Regions from separate parts of the Mus musculus genome. Here region 1 is linked to region 2. The links are chromatin contacts, found by Hi-C or POLR2A ChIA-PET in ENCODE. All regions are on one chromosome and are shown on one strand. Each heading gives the region's core, a stretch centred on a gene start or an enhancer-like site at or near the end of the contact. The rest is flanking DNA. Distances are from core to core; before and after follow the strand shown. Region 1 has its middle 29 kb from the start of Mrpl42. Region 2 overlaps Cradd (CASP2 and RIPK1 domain containing adaptor with death domain).

Region 1 (5,087 bases), core at 2,155-4,654, 220 kb before region 2:
ATGGATGCTTTCGTTGCAGGTGTGTCTTAGTAACATGTGGGTGTCTGGTGCCCTTGTATCTCCTGGGACTGTAGTTACAGACAGCTGGGAACTGACTGACATGTGGTGCTGGGAATTGAACTCAGGTCCCCTGGGAGAGCAGCCAGTGCTCTTGACTACTGAGCCATCTCTCCAGCCCTTGTACTTTCTTTTTTGTTTTTAATTTTAAATGGTGTGTGTTTGTTTGTCTCTCGTCTCTCCACATGTGTCTGTCTGTGTATATGTTTGTCTGTCTGTCTGTCTCTCCGTGTGTGTGTGTGTGTGTGTGTGTGTGTGTGTGTGTGTGTGTGTTCTGTTGGGGACTGATCTCAGGGCTTTCTTTATACATGTCAGGCAAGCACTGTGCCTCTGAATTGCCTCCTCACAAGGGCTAAGGGTTTTGTGACTCCTTCTTTTGGTCCCACAAACTCCTGCCTTCCTAAGAAGCTAACAACTCTAGTCCCAGTCAGCAGAGGTAAGAGAACCCATTAGTTAAGACTCTTGATTTCCAGGGCCAAGAAGCCCATCCATCCACAGTAGAGTCCAGCAATGGGAGTCTGTTGGAGGAGGATCACAGGACTGTAGGAAAGTGAAGCTGGACCATGGGGAGACGTCAGCTGAGGACTTGGTTCCTGCCAGTAGGCTTGCTTTTCATCTTTTGTGGTTGTTGTTGTTGTAAACATTTATTCAATGTATGAAGAGGGTGTTCAATTCTCTCTTTCTACCACATGGGATCTGGATATTGAACTTGGCCGGCTTGACGGCAATCTCTTATACCTCCTGAAGTGTTTGGTAGTTCCCCGACTCCTGGTCTGTGTGTGTATGTGTGTGTGTGTGTTCATGCATACCCTGGTGTGGTGTGAAAGACAGAAGACAAACTTGGGGAGTTAAGTTTCAAGGCCTGAACTCAGGTCATCAGGCTTATACAGCAAGCACTTTTACCCATCAACCAGTTGACGTGCCCATTGTTAAGCTGCTTGCCTCCTCCTCCTCCCCCTCCCCCTTCCTCCTCGTTTTCTTGTTGTTGTCGTCGTCATCGTCCTCGTTGTTTTTGAGATGAGGTCTCATAGCTCTAGCAGGCCTAGAACTTACTGTGTAGGCCAGGCTGGCCTCTGTTTCCCGAGTGCTGAGTTTGAAGGCATGTGCCACCATGCAGGGCGGTTAGGCATCTTCTAGTGTGGTCATTTGATGAATGTCTGTCTCTCCTACTAAGCTGTAACCTTCACAACTGGGATTGATGACCTTATTAAGTTATGTGTCTTGCATGGCTCCTAGTGCTGGCACTGCCTGGCCTTTTTACCATCCCCACATAGTTTTGTAAAAGCAAACTGCCTTGGCATGAAGGATTTTAAGTAAGGAGTCCCTGTGGGACTCAGGATAGAAATGTAGCCACAGAACTCCTGAGACTGAAGGATTTTGAGACAGTTTATTTGTGTGTTTTCTTGAACATAGAAACTGCAGTTTTAAAGCTGCTTATTAGAGTATTTTATATCTCTCCTCAACTTTACCTGCCTGCAGCTAATCACTTAGTAACATTAAAGCTGAAAAAATATTCAAATACAAGACAGCTTCCATATGTTCTAGGAGACATCTTTATCTTTAATTCCAACTATATTTTTATTTGTGTGTGTGTTTGTGTGTGTATGTGTGTGTGTGTGTGTGTGTGTGTGTGTGTGTACATAGTTCCCATGGAAGTCAGAAGTGAGCACCAGATTCCCTGGAGCTGCAGTGCCAGAAAGCAAGCCATGCAGGAGTTGAACTTGGGTTCTATGGAAGAGCAGCAGGTGCTCTTACTGAGCAATCTCTCCAACCCTAATTATAAATACTTTTAAGAAAAGAGCTGGGCAGTGTTGACACAGGCCTTTAGTTCCAGCATTTGGGAGGGAGAGGCAGGTGGATCTCTTGAGTTCAAGGCCAGCCTGGTCTATAGAGCAAGCCCCAGGAAACAGAGAAACATTGTCTCAAAAACAACCAACCAACCAAGAACAGCCAGCTTGCCAGCAGTTATTGCTTATGTTCTTCATGAAAGCCATTCTGACTTGGACCACATGAAATCACAATGTAGGAATATTTGTTTGTTTTTGAGACAGGATCTCTCATAGTGTCTGTCGGTCTCCACCCCCAAGTGCTGGGATGAAGGTGGGGGACCTTGGTCTGGCCCGTCTTCCCCACCGAGCCGTGGGGGTGGAGCATGAATATACACATTGGGATGCTTCAGTGTACTTTTTGATTTGCATTTTCTTGATGGTTAAGAATGCCAAACATTTTTTCATGTGTTTATTGCCCCCCCTTTAAAAATTTGATCAGTATCTCTTTTGTTCATCTGCCTACCAGTTGGTTGGATTACTCATTCTTTTACTGTTCTTTATATATTCTAGATATTAGCTCCTTATCAGATGAATACGATTCCTTTTTTCTTATTTTGTAGACTGTGGCTTTTTCTATTGATCGTTTTCTTTTGCTGCGTGGAGGCATTTTAATCTAGTGCCGTTTATCAGTTCTTCATCTTATTTCCTCTGCTATTGGGGTCTCATTGAGAGGGCCGGGCCGGTGAAATTGCTCAGCGGGTTAAGGCACTTACAGCTCAAACCTGGCAAACCAACTGTGCTTCCCAGAACCCACATAGAGGTGGAAGGAGAGAATCTATTCCACGGAGAGAGCTATTGTCTGCGCTGCTGTCTGCATGACCCTGTTTTCCCTCTAGTGATATAAACTCTTATAATACAAGTCTCTGTTCTTCACTCCATTACTAGGCGGTCTTATTATAAAGTGTTTACTTCCTTGGGATGAAAGCAGTGTTTCTATGGCTTGTAATTCTTACACTTGATCCTATCCCTAAAATCACAAAATAAATGGACTCCATTTCACAGGCGACAGCTCTTTAGATACTCAAAAGCATTTGTCAGATCTCATTATTATTCACCCCCCCCCCCATTATCCGTATGGCATGTTCTCCAAACCTCCCCAATTTTGGTTGCCCCTCCCCCTTTGAGCTATACATTCATTCATCCTTTTAATAGCATCTCTCTGAGAATGTGTTACCCAGAACTGAGCGCAGTTTTCTTGCTCAGGATGCTTTCATTGTGCTAATGGTGCCAGTAACACATTAAGGTTTTTAGTTTTTTTTGTTTTTTGTTTTTTTTAAGTAGTCGTGCCATCCAGCAGGTTCTCACTGAGTCATAATACCCTAAGAGGGGGTCAGAATACCAAAAGAGGCTCTAAATTTGGATGATTTTTTAATGCAAATATACTTTCTGCTCTTCTTGATTCCTCGCTGGGAAGAGAGAACATTTATTTGCATTGCTAACCGCACTGGTTTTTATTTTTGCCGTGTAATGTTAGCACACAGCTGTCGATACCCACCAAGGAAGAATTTTAGCAGGGGATGACGCATTTAGAAACCTCATTCTTGCTAAAGGGTGGATAGGGAAGGACAGATTGGAATAGGAACAAGATGGAATGTCAGAGACACCATTACGTGACGTAGTGATGAGGATGACAGCTGACAATGGTTGGGGTTAGGAAAACAGCAGAAAGGATAGGAGGAGAGGCTGGATTTCAGAGAGACAGACATAGTCATGTGAGCAGGACTTGACCACTAATCCGTACAGGAATGAACATGAGTGATGACGGATGAGACGGGGTGAGGCATACACTCACACACACAGTTACACACTCACACACTCATGTACACTCACATACTCACAATCACATACACCCACACTCACACATTCATATACATATACACTCATACACACACTCAGTTACACACTCACACTCAGTTACACCCACTCACATACAATACAATCACATACACTCACACAGTTACACACTCACACACACACATACAATCACATATACTCACACACTTACACACTCATATATACTCACACACATCCATACAATCACATACACTCACACAAGTTACACACTCATACACATATTTACAATCACATACACTCACACACACAGTTACACACTCATACATACTCACACAAGTTATACAATCACATACATACAATCACATACAATCATATACACTCACGCACAGTTATACACTCATACAATCACATAACTCACAGTCACATACATACTCACATACCCCCATGCGCACACACACACACACACACACACACACACACACACACACACACCACAGCTCTTGACATCCAGATGACCCAGCTTTGGCAGTGAGGCCTGTGTTTTCCTGTTGGGTATATGATCTTACAGCATCTGGGCAATGTCCTTGGGGCCTGTATGAAATGAGACACCCAATGTTCACTTCACGATTCACCTAGCATAGTTAAGAATAGAATTATTGTGCCAACCACAAGATGACTAACATCCCTCTCTCAGGAAAAACGATCACTGGCTACAGCTTTACCCTTGCTTTGGTTTGCCCTCCTTGGAGAACCAAGGTTTCTTAGGATTCTCAGTCATGAAATACCCCTGCTCTCTGACTATATTCAGTCTAGAGCTATGCCTGCTTCCTTAAATGCTGTACACTGTACCAGCCTAATCCCAAATGCTGTAACAGATTTCCTCACATTCTTCTGAGATACCTCAAGGTTGCCCATGCTGACTGTTCTTTTTCATTGTGTTGAGTGATAAACTCATCTTATTTAGCTCCACATGTGTTCCTGGTAGTCAGTGGTTGAAGAATATGGACATAAGGATTATTTCCTGCTAGTGAGAAGGCTGTATAGAATTATCATCTAGGAATAACAGAATAAAAGGGTAGCTCATCATCAATGTAGAGCTATTGCTTTTCTCAAATAAGGTTAATTTGTTTACATTGATATGGATTATTGTATATTGATACAGGTTTAAGGTTGTCATTGGTATAAATCTTTGTATGTTGATACAAGCCCCCGATTAAATGTCTCCTTTTATAAGGTGCCTAAGTCATGATGTTTCTTCAGAGCAATCGAGCAGTAACTGAGACATTATGTTAGTAACCACGTAGGGCAAATGTTCCATTCTGGGGGTCTTGGTGAAAACAATTTTAGCCAGCGTTTAGCTATGTTGAGAAGATGGCTAGTGGGCATCGCAGCCCATCGTGAATTTTT
Region 2 (5,464 bases), core at 271-2,770:
GTGTGGGTAGGGAAGCAGCCGGACTTAGCCTGCATTGGAGACAATCACAGGGCAGGCGTTAGACCGGAGACTTCACGGTACATTAATGATTGGAGTTCATACCCCACCCGTTTTTGCTAAGGACTGAAGTTTATTAGTTCTCTCCTGGCTACTGGTGTGACTGTGGCAGACTCACTTCAAAAGGTGCATTGACTGTTATTACAATTAAAACTAGTCACCACCCCACCAGGCAGAAAACCAAGATATTTTGAGATTAAAGTCTACATGTGCTTAGCAGTGAGCTGAGATATCCCATCATTACTGGGATGAGATCCCCATCATTACTGTATTTCTCAAACAGATAACCCTGGGGGTGGTTTTAGAAACTTATCGATTTTATGGGAAGAAAAACAACAACAACAACAACAACAACAACAACAACAACAAAAAACCCCACCACATATCTCCAAATCAATAACTAAATATTTCTCATAGGACATCAAGAAATAGAAATTAACTCATTTCTGTTATTTAAATTATTAGTGGCTCCTTATAGGCCACTACAGCTTTGGGTAAAATGAGCTTGTCTCTGTAGTCAAGAGTAGTAAATGCAGTGGGTGTTTTCACAGATGGCATTTTGCACATGCTCTGATTTGCTGCAAGCCTAATTTATAGGAGTATTTGGCCATTTATTTTAGATTTTCTGCAGCTTGATCTGCCAGTTAGATGGACTCATACGCAAAGACCTCAAGCCAGCGGTGCCCTAGACAGCTTTGATCCTTTTTCTTTTTTTTCCTGCAGGAAAGGAAAAGCATGGGACCTTGGGAGTGGATCAGTCATCCAAATTCAGATAGGTGCTGTTGTCTGTTGTGATTCTGTTGGGCTCTGTTCTTCTGAGAGATCCTCAGAGGTTTCCAGGAACTCAGGGGCTAAGAAATATCTTACCGAGAATTTGAAAATATCTCGGCATTTAATTTTGTGTGAGTGTAGAGTGTTTTATGACTCTTTAAGTTTTGAGGACCAGCAAAATAGAGAAGGGTATTGTGTTACATAGTGTGCTAGTTACAAATGTTTGCTTTTATTGCACATGATGTAACCAGAGTGGAAAAAAACCACAGCAGTAATAATCGTTGATATAATCTTGGCTTGAAGGTAGGGGGAACACGGGGGGCAAGGGAACAGCACAAGAGAGAAAAATATCTGTTACCAATTACAGCAAAGTTACTACATAGTTAAAAAGAAGTTGTACATATGAATAAGAATAGGATGCTCTGCTAACTCAATCAAAAGGGAACCGCTCGTTTTCCTTAGGTACTTGATGAGGGAGAATTCTTCCTGCACGATTTGCTTGAAGAGTGGATTATTTTGCTTTGTGAACCTCTTCAGTCCGGTCCTTACAGAATACCATTTGGCTAATTTGAAACGGTTCCAGTTCTGGGCTTGGTTGAACACTGCCAGCCAAAAGCCTGCCTGTCGTCTTCCATTCGCATGCCTTCCTGCCCTCGGTGCCCCCAACCCCTATCCTGCACCCAAGGAAAGAACCTGATAACCATGGTTCTCTGCCTTAGGAAGCTGTGGCTCCTTCAAGGTGCCCCCCTCCGTCAGCTCCCAGAAAGGCAAGCAGCAGGAAAGCAGGCAGCTCAATCCAACCGGGATCAGCAGATGCTGCCAAAGTGGGAAGCAACAAAGGCAGTCCGTGGATTTCCAGGAACGGGAATTATTGGAAGTCTGCTCTTTACAAAATAAACTGTGATTGGGAGCCGAGCACCCTCGCAGTCCCTTCCTTCTGCTGCGGGAGTGTGGCAAACAGGGTATTGTTTGGCTTGTCAAGGTCAGCCCGGCTAATTGTAGATACAGTGGACAAATAGCTCTCTTCCAGAGAAGTGGTGAATACCAGTCGTTTGTCATTCGGGGCCCCAGCATAAGCAGTGCAGGAAAGTATTGGTAGCATTGTTCAATCAAGTAGGAAGAGGAAAAGGAAGGAATAGAAGTGCAAAAACGTAGGCCAAATGGAGTGAGAGTCAAGAGAAACCATTGCCCTGGTGCTATGGCTGGGTAACCATCTCCCAAAGCCTCTCCCAACCCCCACCCCACATTTGGTCAGCAGCTTGCAGTTCTGTTGGGAGGTTCTATTGAGAGGCTCTATTGGGAGGCAATAGAACCTTTAAGAGGAGTGGCCTAGTGGAGGAAGTTGAATGCATGGGGGTAGGCCCTGGGAGAGGATACCGGATCCCTAGCCCCTTTCTCTTTGTTTCTTGGCTGCCAGGAGGTAAGAGGTTCCCTTGGCCACACTTCTTTTCCATGGTGTGCCGCCTTGACATAGGCGCAAAGCGACCGGGCCAACTAATCATGCGTGAAACCTCCCTTCAAATGGTGACCCAAATAAAACCATAATGTTACTGTCTCAGGTGTCTGTCACAGCAATCCGAAGCTCCTAGCTTGATAAACAGGTCTAACCCAGTGGTTCTCAGCCTTCCTGATACTGCGGCCCTTGAATAATACAGTTTCTCATGCTGTGGTGACTCCAGCCATTCTGTGGGGAACTGGGAATAAAATGGCCAACAGTGTAGACATGCCCACCACCTCTGGGGAGCTTCCATGCTACAGAGAGCTACAGCCCAAGAAGAGCGCTGCGAAGGAAACAGCTGGCAGTAAACGAGCGAGTCACCTACCCATGCCTCAGGAAGACTCCCTGAACACAAACAGTTGAGGAATTACCTGAGGGATGAGAAGAAGAGCAAGAGAGCTCCAGCCAGAGGCAGCAGCACGGGTCCAAGCTCTGAGGGGCAGTGGGCTGCGCCATGGCACTACACCAGTCAGGGAATGAGTATGCAAGGAGCCTAGAACCTTCAACATGCTGGGTTCTACCCTAGCTCTACTGAGTGTCACTGAAAGGGACAGTAGTGCTGAATTATTGCTTTCAAAAGTTCAGTCTGCTGGATCTCTGTCAAATACATATTAGAATAGAAGTATGGAGATCATATCATCATCATCTCTATATCTATATATAAAATGGAGAAGGTGTTATGAACAAAGTGATGATGTATCTGATCTTTTAGAAATGATTGGAATTCTGACAAGCAGATTTGGAGAAAATAAGATCTCTAGAGAGGGTGCAGGGTGACCAAGTGTGGGGCTGAGCGACAGGAGGCAAGTTTGCACGTGGGCCAGCATGAAGCAGCAGTGGGGACAGCAGCTGTGAGCAAGGAAGATGCTGGTCCCTGCCCAGCTATGAGTGCTCTTAAAGGCCAGGCCACACCTACAGGGGCTGCTTTAAATTTTTAATGTAAAATTAAATCCGAGGGACTGCTTTAAAAATTTATCTCGGCACATCTCAGTTACCACGAGAGAGTTCCGGTGTGTGTGTTTGTGCCGATTTAAAACCATCTAGATCCATAGTGAAATTGTGACTTTCAACAAGACGCCTCGGCATCAGGATCTTCATATAATTTGCCCCACTCTGTGGTCTATAGAATTTCACATCTACTGTCATAATGTGCTGAGCCAAGTCGGTCATGGTGGCATCTGAGGCAGGAGAATGGCTATGAGTTCAAGGCTGGCTGTGCTATAGTAGAAAATCCTGTCACAAACAAACAAACAAACAAACTCAGCAACAGCAGAAGAAAAACAGGCCAAGCCAGGACATGGATGCAATGGGGCTTCTGCGCCAGGAACTTAAACTTGAAGGTTTATATCTTGGTTAATTTGTCATTCATTCATTCACCCACTGTGTGTTAACTGAGCACCAGCACTGTTGTAAGTACTTACTCTGGGTGAGTGAAGGGCTCCTACGCTCCCTGTGAGCCCCTTACCAGTAGTGAGGGTTTGGTGTGATTCTTGGCGTTAGCCCAGGTTAGGAAGTGACAGTAAATAATGATCAAGGGAAAGGCCTGTTGAAGCAGATATCTAGACCTGCAGTGACGGCCTGTGGGATACAGGTTTGAGTGACTTGGGGAGAGGGCCGCAGAGATCTGGGCCCAACAAGCCAGTCAAGAACAGCGGCAGGTAAGAGGTGACCGGCTGAGCCATCCATCCTGCCTCTTGTCCACCTCTCAACAGAAGAGTTGAGGCACAGGCGCTTTAAATGTCTCCAGGTGACTCTCAAGTGGCTTTGGGTTTATTCTGATTACACCGAGAAGCTTTCCAGAGGAGAGTGAGAGACAGAGCTTTATTCTCGAAGAACACGTGGAGCCCGAGTGCAGTGTGAAACGCAGCCAGAGAGAAGGAAGGGTGTCTTCAGGGACACAGGAACCTCAAAGTTGATGAGAGAAAGGGAACGCCGAGGGCACCCTGAGGAGCGGTGGCGCTGGGGTAGCAGGGAGTGCAGCTCAGAGGCGCACCATAAAGATGAGTTTCCAGTGTGGCGACCTCACAGTGGTGCAAGTGCAGAGGTCCTCTCCTGCGTTAGGGACAACTACAGGAAGGGAGGTCGCGGCGAGGGAGATGGGTCTCCACCGCCACGCCCCTCTGCTGTCCCAGGATGCACCTCTCTAACTCCCTCGCTCTAAAGCCTGGTCAGGATGCACCACCCCTCAAGCTCCCCCATCTTCTTCCCAGCAGAGCTCATTGTGTCCAAGGGCATTACGAGTGGTAACTACATTCTGTGACAAATGGGAATAAAGAGAAAATTCTCGGTAATTTTTCTCATTCTAATTCCCGGCTTTTCAGTATGCTTCTGGGTCCTGACTGATTCCTTGCTGACTTTAAGGGGAAAAAAAATGCTGTCCGGGCTTTAATCTAAAGGAGCAGATGAATACTGCAAATTCAGAAAATTGCTGTCTTTCTGAGGACGAGCTTTTGCTTCTCTGCCGTGTTCTGTGCTTTGTGTCTTCCTAACTAGAAGGAGACACCACCCGGCCAGTGAGACCTGAAACAGAAACCCAGCTCAGCAGAGTCAAAACCAACACGCTCAAAGTGCCTTAGGAAGGTTCATTACTTGGGAACATTTTTAAGCCGCAGGAAAACTCACTGTCTTTTAAGCAACAGCGGTCTCTTCAGCATCTTGATCCAGGCTGGATAAGGTACCTGGAGGTTGGTGTGTGATCTTAGCCATTGCCCAGTGCATGCGCTTCACCCAAAGTTCATCGCCTTCATTTCTAGGATGGCTCAGTGGGTAGCACTGAATCCAGAAAGCTTGGTCCTTGCCTCTCTTGGTGGTGAGGCCCATGAGCCATAGATTGGCTCTCACATATTTGGAAGCTGAGCTGGACTCTAAGTGACTTACAGGCGTTTGTGTAGTGCTAGGTGTTAGTATTTAGACTTATTTACTTATTTAGAACTGCTAACATATGTGTGCACGTGCCACACTACGAATAGGGCTTCTCCCTTCTGTTCCCAGACCCTTGGTTTCCCTTCCCAGAGGCTGTGCTGGTTCACTTCCTATAAACAGGACAAGGCCAACCTTCCTGGTCTGTCTTCTTGGGCAAGCGCCCCGAGTGCTGTTTGCTCCTGAGGAGTTATGCTCACACTCGGGCTGGAACACAAG

Evidence for each region. A loop is a pair of places that touch in the nucleus more often than their neighbours do. ChIA-PET counts read pairs that join two places held with the same protein, here RNA polymerase II (POLR2A).
Region 1: a map of v-Abl transformed pro-B cells shows a loop between it and region 2 (3-fold over the local background). The contact joins two enhancer-like sites. A Hi-C loop is called at or near these places in 3 of 37 maps with a recorded cell type or tissue (left cerebral cortex and v-Abl transformed pro-B cells). POLR2A ChIA-PET finds 5 or more read pairs at or near these places in 3 of 5 experiments (Patski and embryonic stem cell).

What each region holds. Positions count from the first base shown.
Region 1 is chr10:95,470,610-95,475,696 of GRCm38, reverse strand. No RefSeq gene overlaps it. Among named protein-coding and RNA genes, the nearest start is that of Mrpl42, 29 kb to the left of the region's middle. Within about 2 kb of position 3,404, at least 1 of the 3 ENCODE cell types and tissues checked has a DNase peak (open chromatin) inside an H3K27ac peak, as active enhancers do.
Region 2 is chr10:95,250,863-95,256,326 of GRCm38, reverse strand. The region is part of intron 2 of Cradd (CASP2 and RIPK1 domain containing adaptor with death domain); the gene reads left to right. Among named protein-coding and RNA genes, the nearest start is that of Cradd, 70 kb to the left of the region's middle. Within about 2 kb of position 1,520, at least 2 of the 3 ENCODE cell types and tissues checked have a DNase peak (open chromatin) inside an H3K27ac peak, as active enhancers do.